Regions from separate parts of the Mus musculus genome. Here region 1 is linked to region 2. The links are chromatin loops, found by intact Hi-C in ENCODE. Cell type or tissue: heart. All regions are shown on one strand. Each heading gives the region's core, and the rest is flanking DNA. Links, peaks and the distances in the headings are about the cores only.

Evidence for each region. Hi-C counts contacts between places; a loop is a spot of excess contacts. Peaks named below come from ENCODE experiments on the same cell type or tissue, not always from the same donor. Only the 100,000 strongest peaks of a DNase experiment are listed, where the experiment ranks them.
Region 1: it touches region 2 in a loop (6-fold over the local background); 9 of 42 quality-filtered maps call a loop at or near these places.

The regions. Positions count from the first base shown.
Region 1 is chr15:75,583,996-75,593,239 of GRCm38, reverse strand. No RefSeq gene overlaps it. Among named protein-coding and RNA genes, the nearest start is that of Gpihbp1, 8.0 kb to the left of the region's middle. In heart, for the core only: a CTCF peak has its summit at 5,637 (motif pointing left); DNase peaks (open chromatin) are centred at 1,289 and 5,613; H3K27ac peaks cover 166 bases; H3K27me3 peaks cover 816 bases.
Region 2 is chr15:75,675,292-75,684,535 of GRCm38, reverse strand. Top1mt (DNA topoisomerase 1, mitochondrial) reads left to right here and starts at 5,736. Exons shown (of 14, transcript NM_028404.3): 1 at 5,736-5,883; 2 at 8,405-8,517. The coding sequence starts at 5,780. In heart, for the core only: no CTCF peak of the experiment used is centred there; DNase peaks (open chromatin) are centred at 5,125, 5,795 and 5,995; H3K4me3 peaks cover 1,746 bases; H3K27ac peaks cover 1,477 bases; H3K27me3 peaks cover 540 bases.

The DNA.
Region 1 (9,244 bases), core at 804-8,803, 91 kb after region 2:
GGAGGGGGAGGGCAAAGACGCTCTTCACATCCCGAACAGGAAAACCCGGAAGTGGATAGTGAACCTGCTTCCTGCTTCAAAGGAAGGTTGAAGTTCTGTTGTGTGACCTCACAGGAGATAGCCACATTCCTGGGCCATTCGTCTGACGTCTTCTCTCACAGTCCCAGATCTGTGTTTTCCTCCCAGGCCTATATCTGTCCCCCATGGCAGGGACAGTGGAGGACTGCAAAGGTGTGTCCTTTCCCACAGCCCAGGAAGGCAAGATTATCTGTGGAGGGGGACAAGGCACTGAGCTGGGACATAGATCTGTGGTGGCGGTACCTTATATGAGGGAGGCTGTGGGCTGTGGGGATTGGGACAACAGCCATTGGAGCAGCTGAAGCAGCCAGTGGCAGGCACATGGGGCCTCTTGGCAGAGTCTGCATCTTGCGGTAGGCAGGAGTCAGAGCTGCGGGATGTCTCACATGGACCCTGCCGGATAGATGTCATTATGAAATCTCAGATAAGGCTTTGGGCCACATTCTCACTAGAAGGAGTTAGGGGTTCCTATTGGGGTCCAGCACCTCCTGCCCAAGCCCCCTACTGTTGGCAACTCTGATCACCTTGGGGAGGGCAGACCTTGCTGAACTAGGGAAAAATAATCACCTTGGTGGCTTATCCCTGTTTCTCCTTTGGGATCCTCTGTGAGAAGTGAGAGAGAAGGCAAGACCTGCTCAAGCCTCAACTGGAGACTTGGGCAAAGCTGGATGAGTCCTGAGATCATGAAGGTCATCTCACAGAGAGCTCAGAGTGGGTCAGGGGTGACCGGCACCTTGCAGACTTGGGCTTCCAAGGGGCTGAAGTGGGTTGTAAGGACATCATGCAGGACCTCCAGACTAGGGCCCAGAATAAGGCAGAGATATGCAACTTGGCCCCGATGTCCCCAGCTTGGACAGAGAACCCTGTGTTGCACGAACCCCCTCTCCCCCGCCCCCACCAGCTGTCTCAGCTTCACCTGGGGCTCTAAGGGCCCAGAAATCTACCTTTCAGACCCTGCTATATACTGAGGCCCAAATTCCTAAAGTACAACTGTCTTAGGGTTTCTATTCCTGCACGAAACATCAGGACCAAGAAGCAAGTTGGGGAGGGAAGGGTTTATTCAGCTTACACTTTCCACATTGCTGTTCATCACCAAAGGAAGTCAGGACTGGAACTCAAGCAGGTCAGGAAGCAGGAGCTGATGCAGAGGCCATGGAGGGATGTTAATTACTGGCTTGCTTCCTCTGGCTTGCTCAGCTTGCTTTCTTATAGAATCCAAGACTACCAGCCCAGGGATGGCCTCGCCCACAGTGGGCCCTCCCACCCTTGATCACTAATTGAGAAAATGCCTTACAGCTGGATCTCATGGAGGCATTTCCTCAAGGGAGGATCCTTTCTCTGTGATAACTTCAGCTTGTTGACACACAAAACCAGCCAGTACAACATCTTAGGAGGAGAAACAAAGAGACAGGCTGTCTGAAGATGACCTTGGGGTATGGGCTAGGAGGTGGGCCCCAGCTCTTGCCCCATCTCTTCCCCAGAGCAGCAGTGGTCACTATAGCTTCCCATCCTTCCTCACATCCCGGGAGTCCAACTAGACCATGCTGGCCTTTTCTCTGCACAACAATAAGTTATCTTGACCAGGACCCATCCCTGTCTGGCAGCAGCCTCAGCTTCTGGCCTGGTGGGCTCTGCATGCTGCTGCAAGCCATGTTCTTTTAAGCGAAATGTTCTTGAAGAATGATTATTCCTTTCAACAGGATGTACCTACCTCTAAAAGGAAAACCCTTGGGTAAGTTAAATTTAGCAGCTACAGGCACACACAATGATTTAAAACTGGACGGCCCTTACAATGGAAGTGGGCCCTGGGCTTGACTTACTAGGCCTGGGGCGGTGTCCCTGGCATGATGCACTAAGGCCCAGCTGCCTGCCTGTTTGGAAAAGCCTGCTCTTGAGTTTGGCTTCAGTTGGTGTACTGGCTGGTTTTGTGTGTCAACTTGACACAAGCTGGAGTTATCACAGAGAAAGGAGCCTTTCTTGAGGAAATGCCTCCATGAGATCCAGCTGTAAACTATTTTTTCAATTAGTGATCAAAAAGGGGGAGGGCCCATTGTGGGTGAGGCCATCCCTGAGCTGGTAGTTCTGGGTTCTATAAGAAAGCAAGCTGAGCAAGCTAGGGGAAGAAAGCCAGTAAGTAACATCCCTCCATGGCCTCTGCATCAGCTCCTGCTTCCTGACCTGCTTGAGTTCCAGTCCTGACTTCCTTTGGTGATGAACAGCAATGTGGAAAGTGTAAGCTGAATAAACCCTTTCCTCCACAACTTGCTTCTTGGTTATGATGTTTTGTGCAGGAATAGAAACCCTGACTAAGACAGTTGGACTCTGAGTCAGTGCAACTCAAGGGCTCCAGTGTTGGGGACATCTTAAAGCCACATTCAGTTTGATTCAACTTCACAGCTGGGGAACAGGCTCAACAAGATGCCCAATCCAGGTGCTCTTCAGGGGTAATTACACGTTGGGGACGGTGCCTCCAGCAAGAGCTGTCCTTCCTGACTTTACTCTGCTGCCCAGGGAATAAGCTTGAGAGGTGGTATTTGAGGGCAATGTTACATTATAGAAGGGTTGAGTTGTCTTAGATAGGGTTCCCATTGCTGTAAGGAGACAACATGACCAAAGCAACTCTTATAAAGGACAACATTTAATTGGGACTGGCTTACAGGTTCTGAGGTTCAGTCCATTATCATCATGGTGGGAAGCATGGTAGCATCCAGGCAGGCATCATGGTGCTGGGAGAAGCTGAGAGTTCTACATCTTGTTCCAAAGGCAAATGGGAGAAGACTGGCTCCCATGTGCCTAGGAGGAGGGTCTCAAGCCCACCTGTGACACAAGGGGTCAACAAAGTGCTTCAACAAAGCCATACCTACTCCAAGAAGGTCACACCTTTTAATAGTGCCACTCCTTAGGCCAAGCATACTCAAACCACCACAGACCCTGTCTTAGGTAGGGTTTCTATTGCTGGGCTGAAATCATGACCATAAAACAAATTGGGAAGGAAAAGGGTTTATTCAGCTTACACTTCCACAGCATTGTTCATCACTGAAGGAAGACAGGACAGGAACTCAAGCAGGGCAGGAACCTAGAGGCAGGAGCTGATGCAGAAGCCATGGAGGGTGCTGCTTAATGGCCTGCTTCCTCTGCCTTGCTCAGCCTGCTTTTTTTTTTTTTTAAATAGAACCCAGGACTATCCAAAAGATGGAAATACCCATAATGGACTGGGCCCTCCCCCATTACTCACTAATTAAGAAAATGACTTCCAGGGTTGCCTATAATCTGATCTCATGGGGGCATCTTCTCAATTGAGGTTTTTCCTTTCAGATAACTCCAGTCTGTGTGTCAATCTGACATAGACTAGCCAGCACAGGACCATAGCAATCTGGTACAATAAGCAGGGTGAGGAGGATTGGACACTGGAGAGGTTACAGGTCAGAGCACTGGTGCCCCCTGCAGTGGTGGCTCCTAGATTCTGGGTTTCCATTGTTGCTTGGGCATCTACAGACCTTTCAGAACCTTCAAGTGGGTCAGTTGAGCAGGGCCACGGGAAACTGTCACGGACCTTCAGTCTCAAGTGAGATACAGAGCTGACAGGAGCAGGCTGATGTGACTTACTTCCTGATACAGAGAGCTCTGTTTCCAGATGCCTACTTGTATGTCCCAGTAACATCACAGCAAACAGGGCTGAGTTCGAGTTGAAATTCCCCCTCCCTCCCTCCCTCCCCCTCCCTCCCTCCCTCCTTCACTCTGTTTTTTTTTTTTTTTTTTTTTTTTTTTTGAGAAGCGGGGGAGGGCTGTGTCTCTACATAGGCCTAACTTTCTTGGAATTCACTATGTAGACTAGGCTGGCCTTGAACTCATAGAGACCCACCTGCCTCTGCCTCCTGAGTGCTGGGATTAAATTAAAGGTATGCGCCACCATACCTCACCCACCTTGAGTTCCTTAGTTGCCAGGTAATGTAGTGAGTTTTAGGGAAGTAACCCAGAGAGCCTGTGCCTCTGGCCATGGTGCTGACTGTCGAGCCCTTGGGGATGCAAGCTGGTTGGGGTCATGTCCTCTCTATCCTTAACCTGGAGGACCAAAGGACTTGTGAGGGATCCTGGAAATTTTGGGTGTATTTATTCACCCCAAGATTATGGCACATAGCTAAAGGAGCTAGAGAGCAGAAATTCACCCCAAGATTATGGCACATAGCTAAAGGAGCTAGAGAGCAGAATTAGGCCACTACTCTGTCACCCCCCTCCACCCCTCCACCCCTATCCGTTTCACCTACACACGAACACTGTGGGCAATCAAAAAAAAAAAAAAAAAAAAAAAAAAAAAAAAAAAAGCCAAGCAGTGAGAACCTGGAGTCTCTCCCAAACTCCCCAAGAGATGTAGGCATCTTTTTGTGCACACTGCTTGATTTCTTTGACAGATGGCAACAGGCTCCAAGCAAGGCTGCTAACAGCATGCATAGCCAGGTTTGTTATGTGATTTTTTTTTTCTTGGAAAGATATGAAGAAATATCATCTTAGCTAGAGCACTGCTAACAAACCCCAGAAATGATTCCACCGGAGTGAGTCAGTGGGATTAGGGGAGTTATGTACAGGAGCATAAGTAACGCAGAGGCAGGTGTGTCTCCCTAAGACCCACTCATGAAAGCCCTTTCTTTCTTTCTTTAAAAAAATTTTATTTTACATATATAAGTACACTGTAACTGTCTTCAGACACACCAGAAGAGGGCACCAGATCCCATTACAGAGGACTGTGAACCACCATGATGCTGGGAATTGAACTCAGGACCTCTGGAAGAGCAGTCAATTCTCCTAACCGCTGAGCCATTTCTCCAGGCTCAAAGCTATATCCTTTGAGCTCTCAGTCTGACCAGCAGACAGCTCGGCTGGTTGGAGACTCTCCTTTTCCCAGCAACTGTTCATGTTTTATATACTTAGGTGTGTGTGTGTGTGTGTGTGTGTGTGTGTGTGTGTTTCTGGTGACTTTCAAGAGGATCCAGAGACTTGTATGTTTTGTTTCTTTCTTGTGTCCTTCCTGCCAAATCCATGAATTGGTCTGCTAGAGGGGAAGTGGTTGGGCCTTGCCCCTAACTGCAGACCTTGGTCAGGTGTTCCCTATGTCAGCAGTTCCTTATCAGTTGAATCTTTCAGGCTCTCAACTGCTTGTGACCACTGTCAAATTTAGGTTTCCATCAATGAAGCAGATCTTTACTGTCCAGCCAGCAGCTGCAGCTGCAGCTGCCCTTTGGAACACAGAACCTCTGCTGCGAGACTCCAAAGCAGCAAGCACACCCTGCTCAACCTCAGACGGAGCCTTTTCTACTTCCAAATGTAGTCACTGGTGTTTTGCTAATGTAAAATTACATCTTGAGAATCTTTCCTGCATACCTTCACTTCCAGGTTGATATGCTATGATCTGGCTGGAGTCCAAAGTTAGTTGGAGGCATGTAGTGGTAGGGAAGGGGTATTCCTGGATGTTTCTGACCATTTCTATCTGGGAGGAGAATCTTCTGGTGAGGATCCTGGGCAAGGAGGAAGACTGAGCACTTAGAAAACTGCCCTGCCACCTGCTGGCCTGCTGGGACTTGGCCTATTTGCTAACACTCCCTGAGGGTGGAAGGCTTGCTACAGACCTAAACCCTTGCATGAGGACTCAGCTAGGACTCTGGTGCCCAGGCATAGCCATATAGCAAAACCAAGATCCTTTAGGTAGATTGGGGAAAGTTATGGGCCATCCTCTCTCTGTTTAGTGTCTTGCTCTAACCCCAAAGACGGTGCCTTCCGGGGCACTTAATGCTAGGTGACCCGAGAGACCTTTTATAGGATTCTTCTTTAGTTCCATGTGAGATGTGGGTTGTCAGAGGCTCTTCTGTCTCTGCTGGCTGTGTTTTGTCTGTTGTTAGCTCAGCCAGTCCAAATCACCAGCCTGGCAACCCTCCATTCCCCATCACGGTGCCTTGTCTGCCTGCCAGGCTCCTAGCTACCCACAGCGGGGATGGTCCTCAGCTTATCAGAGTAGAAATGGAATTTACTGGAAGGCCAGCGAGCAGCTGTGGCTTCTCTAGGGAAGGCAGGATGATGGGCAGCCAGGAATGATCCTCACTGAATCAGGCGCTGTGCCTGAATGCTCAGCTGGAGTCCGCTGCCACCCTGCTCTCTGCCATGGCTGCTGCTTTCAATTCTGCAGCACAGGTGTGCTGACACTCCTAGCAAGGAAGGCTGCAACTATGGGTCATGGAGCCCCTTCTCCTCTGGCATGGGTGATGAGCCTGTGGTGGGCACCCACCCACAACATATTACTCTTCTGGGTTGTTGTGTGTGTCATGGATTGGGTAGCCTAAGTGACTGGTGCTTTATTCTGAATTCCGGAGTTGGGAGCCTAAGATAAAGGTGTTAGCCAGGTTGCTTCCTCTCTCCTTGTATGTAGAAGTGATTTTTTTTCCTATGTCTTCACCACGTCCTACTCCCATGTGTGTCTGCTTGTGTGTCTGTCCATTTGTTCTGATCTCTTCTTATTGGATTAAGACCTAAACCGTATCTTTAAAGTTCTGTTTCACTGAGGCTTGGGGATCAGGACTTCAGGATACGACTTTCAGAACATGATTCTATGACTGCCTCCGTTTGACAGTCACAGTGAAAACAGAGGTTAGGATTGGATGCAGAGTTAGGGCTAAGATGGCGATGTTGAGAATGGAGAAGCTGGCAGCTGAGTGTGAGATAGAGAACTAAGCTGACATAATAGGAACCATGGAGCTCTGGCCAGTGTTGCTGGCTCTACAGAAGCTCTGTCCCTCGAGGAGTAATTGAGATGCACCCCTGGATTCTAAAGTAGCTGACTGTAACACACTAAACTGTGAGTAAGGTTGCCTTCTAAAATGCTGCAGCCTATTTCAGGAAGGACACCATCCCTGAGCACCCTGTAGACAAGGGGTTGGCTATGGGTGATCAAAGGATTGTAGCTACATATTGGTGGTGGTAGGTGTGCTGCATGCAGTTAGCTCCATGGTAAAGCCACAAGTTGGTCATGTAAACATGGGGACAAGGCTTAGTTTAATGACATTAGCAAACTCTTGGCTGGGCACATGCCTAGCACTTGAGAGGTAGAAGCAGGCAGATCTCTGTGAGTTAGAGGCCAGCCTGGTCTACAGAGGACTAACCAGCAATACCTGAAAGGGGTGCACATTAGCAACAATTGCCCAGACTAATGGTATCAGACAGATAAGGCCACTAGTTAACAAGGCAAGTTAAAGATGAACAGGGGTCTTCATAATGTGGCTTCTCTCCTGAGTGTCGTCTACGTAGTTGGGCCAGGAGTACAGGTGTGGAGCTTTCTCTTGTTCAGAGAATTTCCAGTCTTAATAAACTCTCCCCAGCGTTTGTCCAGTGACAGGCACAGACCTATACAAAGCCCCAGACAAGCAGCTCTGCGAGTTTCCTCTTCTCTTGGGCCCCTCTGGAGCTTTGCTTGCTTTTCAGAGCATATTAGAAAAGAAGGCTGACATTTGTTAGCTGTGCATTTGGCTTGGGAAATTAAAGAGCAATGTCATCCAAGGCAGGAGAAAAGACAGAGATGAAGACAGCTGCAGAATTTAACCAAGTGGGAGGCAGCTGTGCGTGTGGAGAGCTGGAGCCTGGTTTCTTGTAGTAGGCAGGGCCCCTGTTGGAGATCTAGGAGCTCAAGACTTGGGAGAGGCTCGACATGTTGATCAGCTGAACACCAGGAACCTGGCATCTTCCCATTTCTCTGCTCTACATCTGGTCATGTTAGCTCCATCTGGAATAGGGTTTGTGTGTGTGTATGTGTGTGTGTTGGAGGGGGCTCTGCCAAGGATAGATATACTTCTTTGTGTATATTCTGGGGGAGGGGCACACACTTCCCAAAGATTCCAGAGGACCTATGTGAGGGCTTCTCATACTTCAGTGGGTCAATAGAATCAGGAACCCACTGAACCCCCAGCTGAGGCCAGAGAGGGACCTGGTCATGATCCCAGATAGAGCTCTCCCTTTGCCAGGGCAGGGGGCTCCACAGGTCACCACCAATAAGATCACACGAGTTTGCTAGTCACTAGATATGGTTACTACTGCTCAATGATTAAGCCTAGATTTCAACCAGCTCCTTTTGTACTAGGTGGCAAACTTAGCCTTGGGAAATTGCCAGGGTTCTTGTTCATCTCTGGGAGGCTAAGGTGGCACGAAGCATCAAGAGGCTTTTCAAGCTCTGAGTAGGTACTGATGCAACAGCCCAAGTTCCAGGGGATTCCAGCCACCAGATCCTCTCTTGGCCTGGGGGAAAGGCTGCAGGTGAGGTGGGTGTCATGATGCTGGAGCTGGTGCTGTTGCCTGAGTAGTACAAGGAACCTGCAGTCGCTGGGGAGTGGATAGACTTGGCACTTCCAGCACAGCCAAGTGCAACTCCCTCACCTGCCACTCCCCAGTAAAGATTTAGGATCCAGCATCTTTCCTGGAGCTTAGGCGAAGGAGCCCTGCTCTGAATCTGTGCTTCCAAGATAGGGACAGGGACCCTTAGCCTTGGGGTCCACTTTCTCAGACTGTGCTGGAGAGTGGAGACCTGGGTAGTTTCTCTCTCCCTTGGTGCAGGGAATAGGTCTTGTTCTGGTAGAAAAATGAGACTGCTCTTTTACAGATACAAAGAGATAAGGTGGGCATGGTCCACGCTGCGGCTGGGGGCAGAAGGGTGTTTTCCTTCAGTATGTTGATCTGGTACCATTGTTTGGGACAATTGGAAGCTTCCTAAGGCTTGAAGGTAGCCTAAGCTTTGCTTTCTGAGTCTAGATCCTTTAGGGACAGCCCACATGTGCTGTTCAGGAGTACTTTAGGCTTGGGTCTGCCTGGGTGTCAGCTCAGTAGGAGTACCTGCTGTTCCCTGGAGAGTCCTTGATACCCTCCTCTACTGGCCAAGTCCCAGCCTAAGGAGACACAGGGTCTCAGAGTGTGTGGCCAATGAGGGATAGGGTCCTGCCGGACCCCGATTTAGCTACACGAAAGCCTGCATAGACCCTTTAACACCAGCTAGGGTTCTCCTAGAGCACCCCTGTCTGTCCAGCATCCCGCACCTTCTTGTTGGAGGCATCTTGATGCCCAGGATGGCACTTCAGCTGGTGGCATTATGTCTAGGTAATTTCTCTTGGACACTGAATGTAGAGTTCAGGCTGAGCCT
Region 2 (9,244 bases), core at 888-8,887:
CTATGCAGCAATAAACGGAAACTGGGTCCTCTGGAAGAGCAGCCAGATTTTAATAAACTAATTAGAAGAGAGTCACAAAGTGTAACCAAATGCATTTGGACTTTTGATCCTGTTTTATACCAAGGTTCAGAGGCGGTGAGTCCACCAGTTGGCTGCCTAGCATGGTCAAGACCTGGGGTTCAGCCCTGTAAAAATCAAAACTAGAAAACCCAGGGCAGCTGAGGCACTCCAAGAACTCTCTGGGAACTGGCTGCTTTCAGAGTGTGACAATGGTATCTTGGCTGTTGTTTAACAGATCAGCCCTGCCATGTGAGGTGCTGCTGAGGTGTCTGTGGGTGAGGCGCCGTGCGTGCTGGGTGGAGTGGCTTCGAAGAACTCCCATGGGTGTCAAGGAAGCACTCTGAGCAACTACACCATTGGGACCATCTTTATATTAGAACAGTGGATTTGCAGGAGCTGAGAGTCAGGGGAATCCATTGCACCGGTACCTCTACTTTGTCAGATGTGTTCCATCATCAAAAACAGCAGCCAAGAGGCACGACAGGCTGGAATCTGCTCTATGGTCAGCTTCATAGCTGTGCTGACATTTGGCCAGATCTGCTCTGTTGCTTCTATGAGACCCCCTTTTCGTGGGAGGTGACGTGTGTGTGTGTGTGTGTGTGTGTGTGTGTGTGCGCGTGTGTGCATGCATGCACGCACACACACTCTGAGTCCCTGAAAGAAAGTGCTTTACAAGGCCTCGCTCCTGTGAGAGGCCCTCCTTTGTCAGCCTCCGCACAACCGACAGCTGATTGGGTGAAGGTCCTGTCAGCTCAGAACACTTTGGGGTGGTCAGATTCCAGCGGTGCCCATACCCCACAGCTGGGTCTGAAGGAAGGCTGGGAAATAAGTCTGCCCAGTGAGAGTGGCCACTGGGTCACAAACGCTACAAGGACTGAGTCTGGACTGAGCCCGTGGCAGAGGACAAAAAGGCAAGGCTGGAAATTCTGCTTGAGCCTGAGGCTTTTATTCTCTTCTATCGACTCTCAGACAAAATTTATGGTCACTGTGCTGGTGACAGGGACACAGAGGTAGAAGTTTGGTATAAAGCTGGCCTTCCCTGATGGGGAGGGCTGCTGGGCTCTCTGGGACAGGGAGAAGGACTTTCCTACCCCGGGAGCCCACCTTCAACACTGTAGGCTCTCACCCACCCAACAGGAGCACTGACGGCAGCAGGGTTCTTAGTCTCCTTAGTGAGTCTGAGGTTTGAGTTGGGTGGCCCATCTTTGCACACGGGTCCCGAGCGCCCAGCCAGGTCAGTGGCGGCCCCTCCAAGCCTTGACTGGGGGGTTTCTGTTTCTAAACTGCCTGGAGGACTCACCCCTGGAATCTCAGGGGTTGGGAGGTGGAAGTGGGGAGATCAGGAATTCAGGGTCATCTCCAGCTACCTAGAGAGTCTGTGGCCCACCTGTGCTGCGTGAGACTCGTTTAGAATTCTCTCTTCTGAGAGGGAACCTTCTGCAACGTACCCTCACCTCCCGCTGGAGCTCTTTCAGCTCTCTGCTGCTCCAGCCTTTAACATCTATTTTATGGTCTCCCAGAATCTTGGAAAGCAAATTTGAAGGCATGATCCAAAAACCCTGATCCCTAGTCTCTTCTGGTGCAGTGGGCGGTTCTTACTCTCTGCTCTGAACATGACCGGTCAGGGGCTCTGCTCTCAGACGTCTTGCAGGGAATCCCAGCAGCTGTGGAGCAAGCTTCCTCTTTGGCCTCTTCTGAGGTCTTCATGAAGGCTGATGGACCTCCGAGCTAAAGCCTCGGTCCCACAGGAATTGAGAAATGACCTTCTCATGAGATGAGTTCTCATGCACAGTGACAAACAGCAATTGTTCCTCTGCAAACCTGCCTCAAAGCAAGGCACACCGCCCCCCCCCCCTTCTGTGTCTCCAGCCTGGATAGTGTGACACGGTGGGTCAGTCAGCCCGCTGAGGAAAAACAGGCTGCTCCCAGAGTGACCTAAGCCTCTAAGACAAAGCTTTCTGTGCATAGCTACTACTCAGAAGTCGGGTGGAGCTAAAGAGATTCGGATTTTTCTAGAAGCCGTGCCAGTCATTGGGCTCTATGTGGAAAAGAGGCATGAGTGGAGCTTTGCCATCTCTCTGGTGACTGATCTTCTCAGACACTTCAAGTGTGAACTCCCTCCTCTCTTGTGTTCTAAAACCGTGTCGTGTGCTCTTGTATATTTTATGAAAGCCCTGAGTGGGTGCTAAACTTTACTACTCAAATTAATGCAAGACGTATCTGTGTTTTAATTTAAAACGGAGACAAACTCTCTGCCGAAGTGCCAGCCAGCGGTGTGGGAGTGCAGCCTGGGGCTCCCAGAGGTTCTGCTCTATGTGGGTGTGAGTGACACCTCACAGTGACAGCGTGTTTGTGTGTGTGTGTGTGTGTGTGTGTGTTTGAAAGGATCTGGCAGGGCCAGACAGTTCTCCATGGGTTGGGCTTGCTTCTGCTGGGGAGATCTGCACTCAGGCTCGTCTCCTTGGATTCTTGCATCCAGAGTCCCTCCTTCTGTAAAGCTTGCAGCTCTGCTTGTAAAGGTGGGTCTCAAGGATGGCCTGGCCAGTGACTAGAGGGTGCCACGTGTGTGCTGGGCTCAGTGGCTGGCGCCTGCCTGCAGACGCCACAGGTACCATCCACCTTGAGCCTTGTGTTGTCCCAGGCCATGACAGAGTTGCATCTGTGAAGGGGCAGGATAGCAAATTCAGTTCTCTTTAGCACGATGTTCCAGAACAACCTGGCTCAGTGTGTTAAAATGGGAATGGCTGACGTGTAAGAAAGAGACAGGTCCATTGCTGCACATGGAGGCAGTTCATCAGAGACTACTCGGTGGCAGGAGCACAGTCCTAAGCGGCGGTAACTCCAATGGATCCTCAGATTATAACCATTCCTTACAAGTTTATTTACCAATGCTGTGTGATTCTGTAAGAAATATCTAGTCCTAGATATTTAGAAGTGGCTGATGTATTGATTGTCTAAGATCAAGTGTAGAAGTACTTGATACATTTTTACAGTAGAAATAGAATCACACCGTGTAAATAGCTTTTTAAAATTATATTGTCATCTATTATGTATGCGTGTGCGTCATGGTATGCTTATGGAGGTCAGAGGTCAATTTTGCAGAATTGATTCTCTGCAACCTTTACTCGGGTTCTGGGATGAAACTCATGTTATCAGGATTTATCCACTGAGCCATCTTGTTGGCCCCTTTTGTAAATGACTCTTAGAAACTTGGAAAGCGCATGCTTTGGCACTTGGGCAATGGGATGGTCCAACCACCTCTGAGAACAGTGTGCTGTTTGTACTTGGTCAGGTGTTGGGGTTAGGGGGAAGGAGGAGGAGGGTCCCGTCACTGATACTCCTTGGCGTATGCTAGAAAACTTCAGCTGTCCATGACCCTGTGTGCCATGTGCGGCTAATTGATGTCTTCTTGTACATGTTACACACTGAGGTGGCTGATGTGTGTGACCTGAAAAGGCCAAGAGAGAAGAAAATGGCAGGTTAGGTGGGAACACAGAGTCGGGAGACTGGAGTCAGGGTGTGGTAAGTCTAAACTGGAGACTTTGGGCCCTTTGAGAGAGAAGAAAGGGAAGGCAGTGGTAGGTCGGGAGAAGACCACAGGAGGGGGGAAAGCGGTGTGTGTGGGATGAGGGGAGGCCCCCGGTGTGTGTGTGTGGGACTGGACCTGGACATAGAGCCTGCCCAGAGACATATGTGCTGTGAGAGTGATCTTGTTAGGTACTGCCAAGGCTGGTGCAGCATGCAGAACCAGGGAGGCAGTGCAGCAAAGAGTCTCAAAGAGATTACAATAAGCTGGGAGCTACAGGGGACGAGTCTCAAAGAGATTGGCCGGAATACAAGCCAGGCGATCTGGGGAACTTTGAGAGGAAGCAGAGAAAAAAAAAATCTGCATGGGGAGGGCCGGATAATAAGGAAACAGTGAGAGCCGTTGGCAAACCTCAGGGCCATGGTGGGGCAGTTTTCTGTGCTGTGGATGGTTGGGGAGGTGCGAGCTGAAATTCAGAGGAGCCTCGCTTGAAGTGGAGCTTCAATGGGTGTGCGTTCACATGCACACAATGTGTGTGTGTGTGTGTGTGTGTGTGTGTGCGCGCGCGCGCGCGCAAATGAAGACCAGAGGACAACCTCAGGTGTCAGTCAACCTACTGGAACTCACTAATTGGCTAGGCTGGCTGGCCATCAAGCCAGCCTGTCTCTGCCTGTCTCTGCCTCCCCAGAGCTGAGGTTACAAGAGTGTGCCACCTTGCTTTTCAACATAGGTGCTAGGGCTCAAACTCAGACCCTTATGCTGGTGCAGCAAGCACTCATTGGCTGTGCCATCTCTCCAGCTGCTGCAGTGGAGTTTTGAGCTGTGGGTTTCAGGGGCGCCAGGGAGAGAGGCGGTTGAAGTCTCTGAGTGTGTATGTGTCTGCCTCGCTCTTATCAGACTTTCTGGAGGAGGTGCTGGAGGAGGCTGAGATTCAGAGAAATTAAACTTGTCTAGTAAAGAGCAGATGGTGGACTCCCACAGGCAGACACAGGCCATTGTAGCCCATCAAGTTGAGGAAAGCGACGTGAAAACGCTTGTATGTTACTCGTAATGAGATGGTTGCATTGAGTTTGTATTGAAGTCAAATGCCCCTGCTTATCCTGAATTGTGGCTTCTACACAATGAAGCCCTCCCCACCCTCCAGCTCTCTGTTGGCGGCTACGACGTGTGAGTGGACACTGCTGTCACAGAACAGCCTTATGACGGACTTTGGGCTCAGGAGGTCTGACTGTCAGCTCCAGCATTCATCATCATCTACCTGAAATTCTTCCTCAAGCCTGGTCTCAGTTGCAAACAGGGCTCCTTTTACCTGCTATGAGGATATGAACGCTGTGAGGCCATGCTCCCCAACTGTCACAACTCCAGCTGGTCTTCAAGGGTACAAGGGTCCTGGACAGCCAGCTACAGACCTGGAATGCCCAAAGTCTTGCTGGTCTGTTGATCATACTCAGCAAACTTTTTGTAGTACTGGCCGTGTCCAGCAGGGGGCCCACTAGCCTCTCCCCGGCTCTGTTCCTGCCTCGGGCCGCTAGATGTCAGTAGGAATCCAGTGAGTTGGTAACCGTGGGCGGGACCTACAGGATAGGCTAGCTCTTTCTTGCTGGTCTCCGTCTCATTTTTTACCTTTCCTGTTCACCACTTTCTTGCAGGCCTGTGTGCTGTTTCAGTGGAAATACCAAGGCTGCCTGCTGCTGGCTCGGGGAGCAGCTGTCCGCGGATTAGGAGATTTTTGTTGCTTGGTACAAATGTCTTGAGATCTTGGTACACATGTCTTCAGATCTGAATGTGTTGAAGGGGGGAGCCTATGGCTTATGGCCCTGGTCTCTTGGCGGCGAGCCTAGGCAACAGCAGTTTTTGCAGGACTTCCAGTGCTGTTGGTCAGTCGCCTAGAGGAAGTTGCTTTGAGCAGGGCAGCTGGTGTCTGCAACTGCGTCCTCCTGGAGGTGTGGGTACTCGGTGTTTTGCCACTTAGATGGGTAGATAGGGCCCTCTGACCAAGTGTGTCTACTCATGACTTCCTCAGGTTGCCATGGCAGGTAGAAGCGCTGGGAGAGGGGCAATGCTCGGCCCTGGCTGGGGACGCCTTCCCAAGGTGGGCGGGCAGGGCGGGACTCCTGGACGTGTGGGGGCGGAGCTCTGTCAGAAGGGCGTGGCCTCGGAAAGCGGGCAGAGCCCACGCATGCACGCACACGCATGCTGCTGCTGTGGCTCAGAGCCCTGTGCCGGCGTTTCCAGCATGTCCCCTGCCGCGTCCCTTCCTGTCAGGTGTCCCGGGTCGCGAAGGCGAACAGAGCCGGGTAAGGCGGGTGGGACGGAGCTCAGGCGAGACAGGGCTCAGTGACTTGCCTAATCCTGCTCCTGTGCCGGGCCACACCGGACACATTGGGAAAAATCGGTCACCCATGTAATTGGGTCTGGGCCTCCAGGCTGCCGCGTTTGGTTTGGAGGAGGTCCCTTTGGAGTGTGGTTCCCAGATTCCCTGATTGGTCTCAGGCCCACTCCACGATTCTTACACTCTTTGTCACGTGGCCTTAGCTTTCAATACCTACCTTACGTCACCAGCCTGCCCCGAGGGACTTCCTAGGGGTTGGGATGGCTGTCCAGGCTGAGATTATATGTGAGATTCTGATTTTTCAACCTTTCCCTCGTGTACTGAGGTTCCCGGAAGCGCCCAGCTCTGGGTTGTGGGATTGTTGCTCACAGCACTTGGGGAGCGGGGATGTCCTGGTCTAATCGCCCGAGTGGTGGGTGGGTTCACAGCGAAGACAGCCCTTCCAGGGCCAGCCATTACAGCTGACCTGCTGACCTGCTTTTGATAGCTCAGCCCCGGACTGGGGCAGCTAAGCTCTTAGGCTCTAGAAATTCCAGGGGAAAGACAGGGCTGTCCTGACTCTCCAAATGGGGCTGAGTTGTGGCCTCTAGGAGAAGACACAGGGCTTCACAGCAGGACATCGGGGTAACTTCCTTGATACTCTTCTCCAGTGGGACAAAGGAATGTCACCCACGCCACGCCACGCCACAGTAGTTGTTTATAGCCCCAATCTCAGTGTCCTTGTCTGTGAAATGGGGATGGCCGTAGACTTCGCCTAGCAGTTTGGGTAATGAGCTTGCCGCTCAGTGTAGGTTCTGAGGTGCTTGTCCACATTTTATGACATCGAATTGGGCTGAATGTTGGAGGAAAGCTGCCTGAGTCGTGTCACGAAGCACTTCTGCATGCAGCCACCGAACTGTTCCCCACCTAGACCCACATGAGAAGCGGAATGGGATTTAAACCCCTATCTCTGGGAACCTTTGGCCACCACTTTTCTCTTTTTCCCTCCTGCATGGTTCATGGGACACCTCTCACCCCTCACACCCCTCAGGCATCCAAGTTCTGGCTACTTTGCAAGAGCTGCTCTGTTTATGAAGCCCGGCCCGCTCCTTACTTTCTGAGGGCACACCTGGAATTGTTTACTGGCTCAGGACATGGTCCCTTGTCCCCTGACCTCCCCACCTATGCTCACTTTCAGGCATTGTAGCTCCACCACACCTGGTCCCTTCTTTGCAGGAAGAGCGAGAAAGGCCCTTTAAAAAACTATTTGTCTCGGGGCAGCGGTGCTGCACGCCTTTAATCCCAGCACTGGGAGGCAGAGGCAGGCAGATTTCTGAGTTCAAGGCCAGCCTGGTCTACAGAGTGAGTTCCAGGACAGCCAGGGCTACACAGAGAAACCCTGTCTCGAAAATTAAAAAAAAAAAAAAGTCAAACCAGACATGATAGTTTATACTTATAATCCCAGCACTTTGGAGGCTGAGGCAAGAGTGCGTCAAGTTTGAGGTCAGTTTGGGCTACACAACAAACAAAAGTAACATGCTCTTTATTTTCCTGATCCTTTCTTTCCTCAAACCAGTAGGCCTCTTGCCTCTCACAGGATACAGAGTTGAGCCAACAAGGCCCACCAGGATGGCTGCCTGGAAGCCCAGCATGTGCCTGGAAAACCCTCACCCAGGTTGTAGGAAGGCTCATGTCTGAGTCTTCCTCCTCCCTTCCTGCCTGATGCGCCCCTGGGATTGCTCATGTGTCCGTTCTGATAGCCGAGTCCTTACTGCTAAGAAACCACCCATGCCCTGTCCAGCCCTCTCCCAGGATCTCAGTATCCCGATTACCTTGGTGTCTGCGTCCCAGGCCCTGGTGCAGTGCTGGCCTAGGACAGACTCAGATGAACAGGCCAGGAGAGTTCATGTAGTTAGGTTGTGGCCTCATGCTGGGCTGTGCCCTACTGGCTCCAGAGTGGGCCTAGCCTGGGAGAGGATGCCCTGTGTTGGGAGGATCGGGAGACAAACTGCGCGGACCTTGCAGAGAGCCAGCCAGGGTATGCTGTGTTGGTGCCGGCAGAGTTAGGTCACACCCAATGGCCGTCCCTTCTTCAAAAGTCCCTGAGGTGTCCTGCCTCTGTCCCTGCCCTTGCTTTCCTTACCTCTCTGCTTCCCTGTGCATTGTTAGAGTCATGTCTTCCATCTCCTTGTTCCTCACAGGCGGGGCTACCTATACCAGCCACTCTTAGTTACCAGGTGTGATGGCTACGCCTGGGAAGAGATTTCAGAGGGATGAAGCTAGAGATCCCTTGAGCCTCAGAAAAGGGCACTGTCCCCCCACCCCACCCCCGCTTCTACTCAGCTGGGGCCCCCGAGTTTGTACCCTGGCAGATGCGCACTGGAGAATGGCAGCCTGACAGCTTTTTGAGCCCCGCCCCCTTTCAGGCATTATCTTCCTCCTAGGTAATAGGCCAGAGGCCTGATGTGAGTGCCGTGCTCCACGTAGGTGCTCTCCTGTCTTTTCAGGTGGGAAGAAACGAGCAAGAGCAGTGTGAAGTGGAGGCAGCTGGAGCACAAGGGCCCGTACTTCACCCCAGCCTACGAGCCCCTTCCTGACGGAGTGCACTTCCTCTACGATGGTGAGGACCAGGGGGTGTGTACTCCCGTGATTGGGCTGCCTAGTGCTTTGGGCTGATTTCGTTCAGTACATGGTTTGTATGCTGAGAAGGCTTGCTGACCTTCCCAGCATGGGGTGCAAAGTCCTCTTCCCTGCCTGGGGTTCAGAAGTTCCTGACGGACTGGCGGATAGCAGGGGTCAACACTGGAGTGCCCCAGAAACTCTGTGTGTGTGTGTGTGTGTGTGTGTGTGTGTGTGTGTGTAGATGACCATTGGCAGGCTGCTACAAGGAAGGAGAGACACAGATTTGTGCTTCAGGGACACGAATTGTGTCCAGACTTGCCCAGGTTTGGGTGAGCTGCTTTGGTCTCCCAGGCTCTCCTCTGTACACTCCTGGCAAGAGGTGGTAGAGGAGATACAGTGTATGCGTGTGTGTCCTGGTCCTGTTTGTTGGTTGTTTTTGGTGTTTTGAGACAGGGTCTCGCTCCATAGTCCTGGCTGGCCTGAAACTCTTGATGCAGACCACACTGACCTTGAACTCATAGATATGTACCTGCCTCTGTCTCCAAGTGCTGGGATTAAAGGTATGGGCTACCAGACCTAGACCACTGTCTCCCTCCCTCCCTTCCTTTCCTTTTAAAATATTTTTAGTTTTTATTTTTTGAGACAGGGTCTGCCTACATAGCCCTGGCTGTCCTGGAACTCATTGTGTAGACCAGGTTGGTCTCGAACTCAGATAGATTTATTTG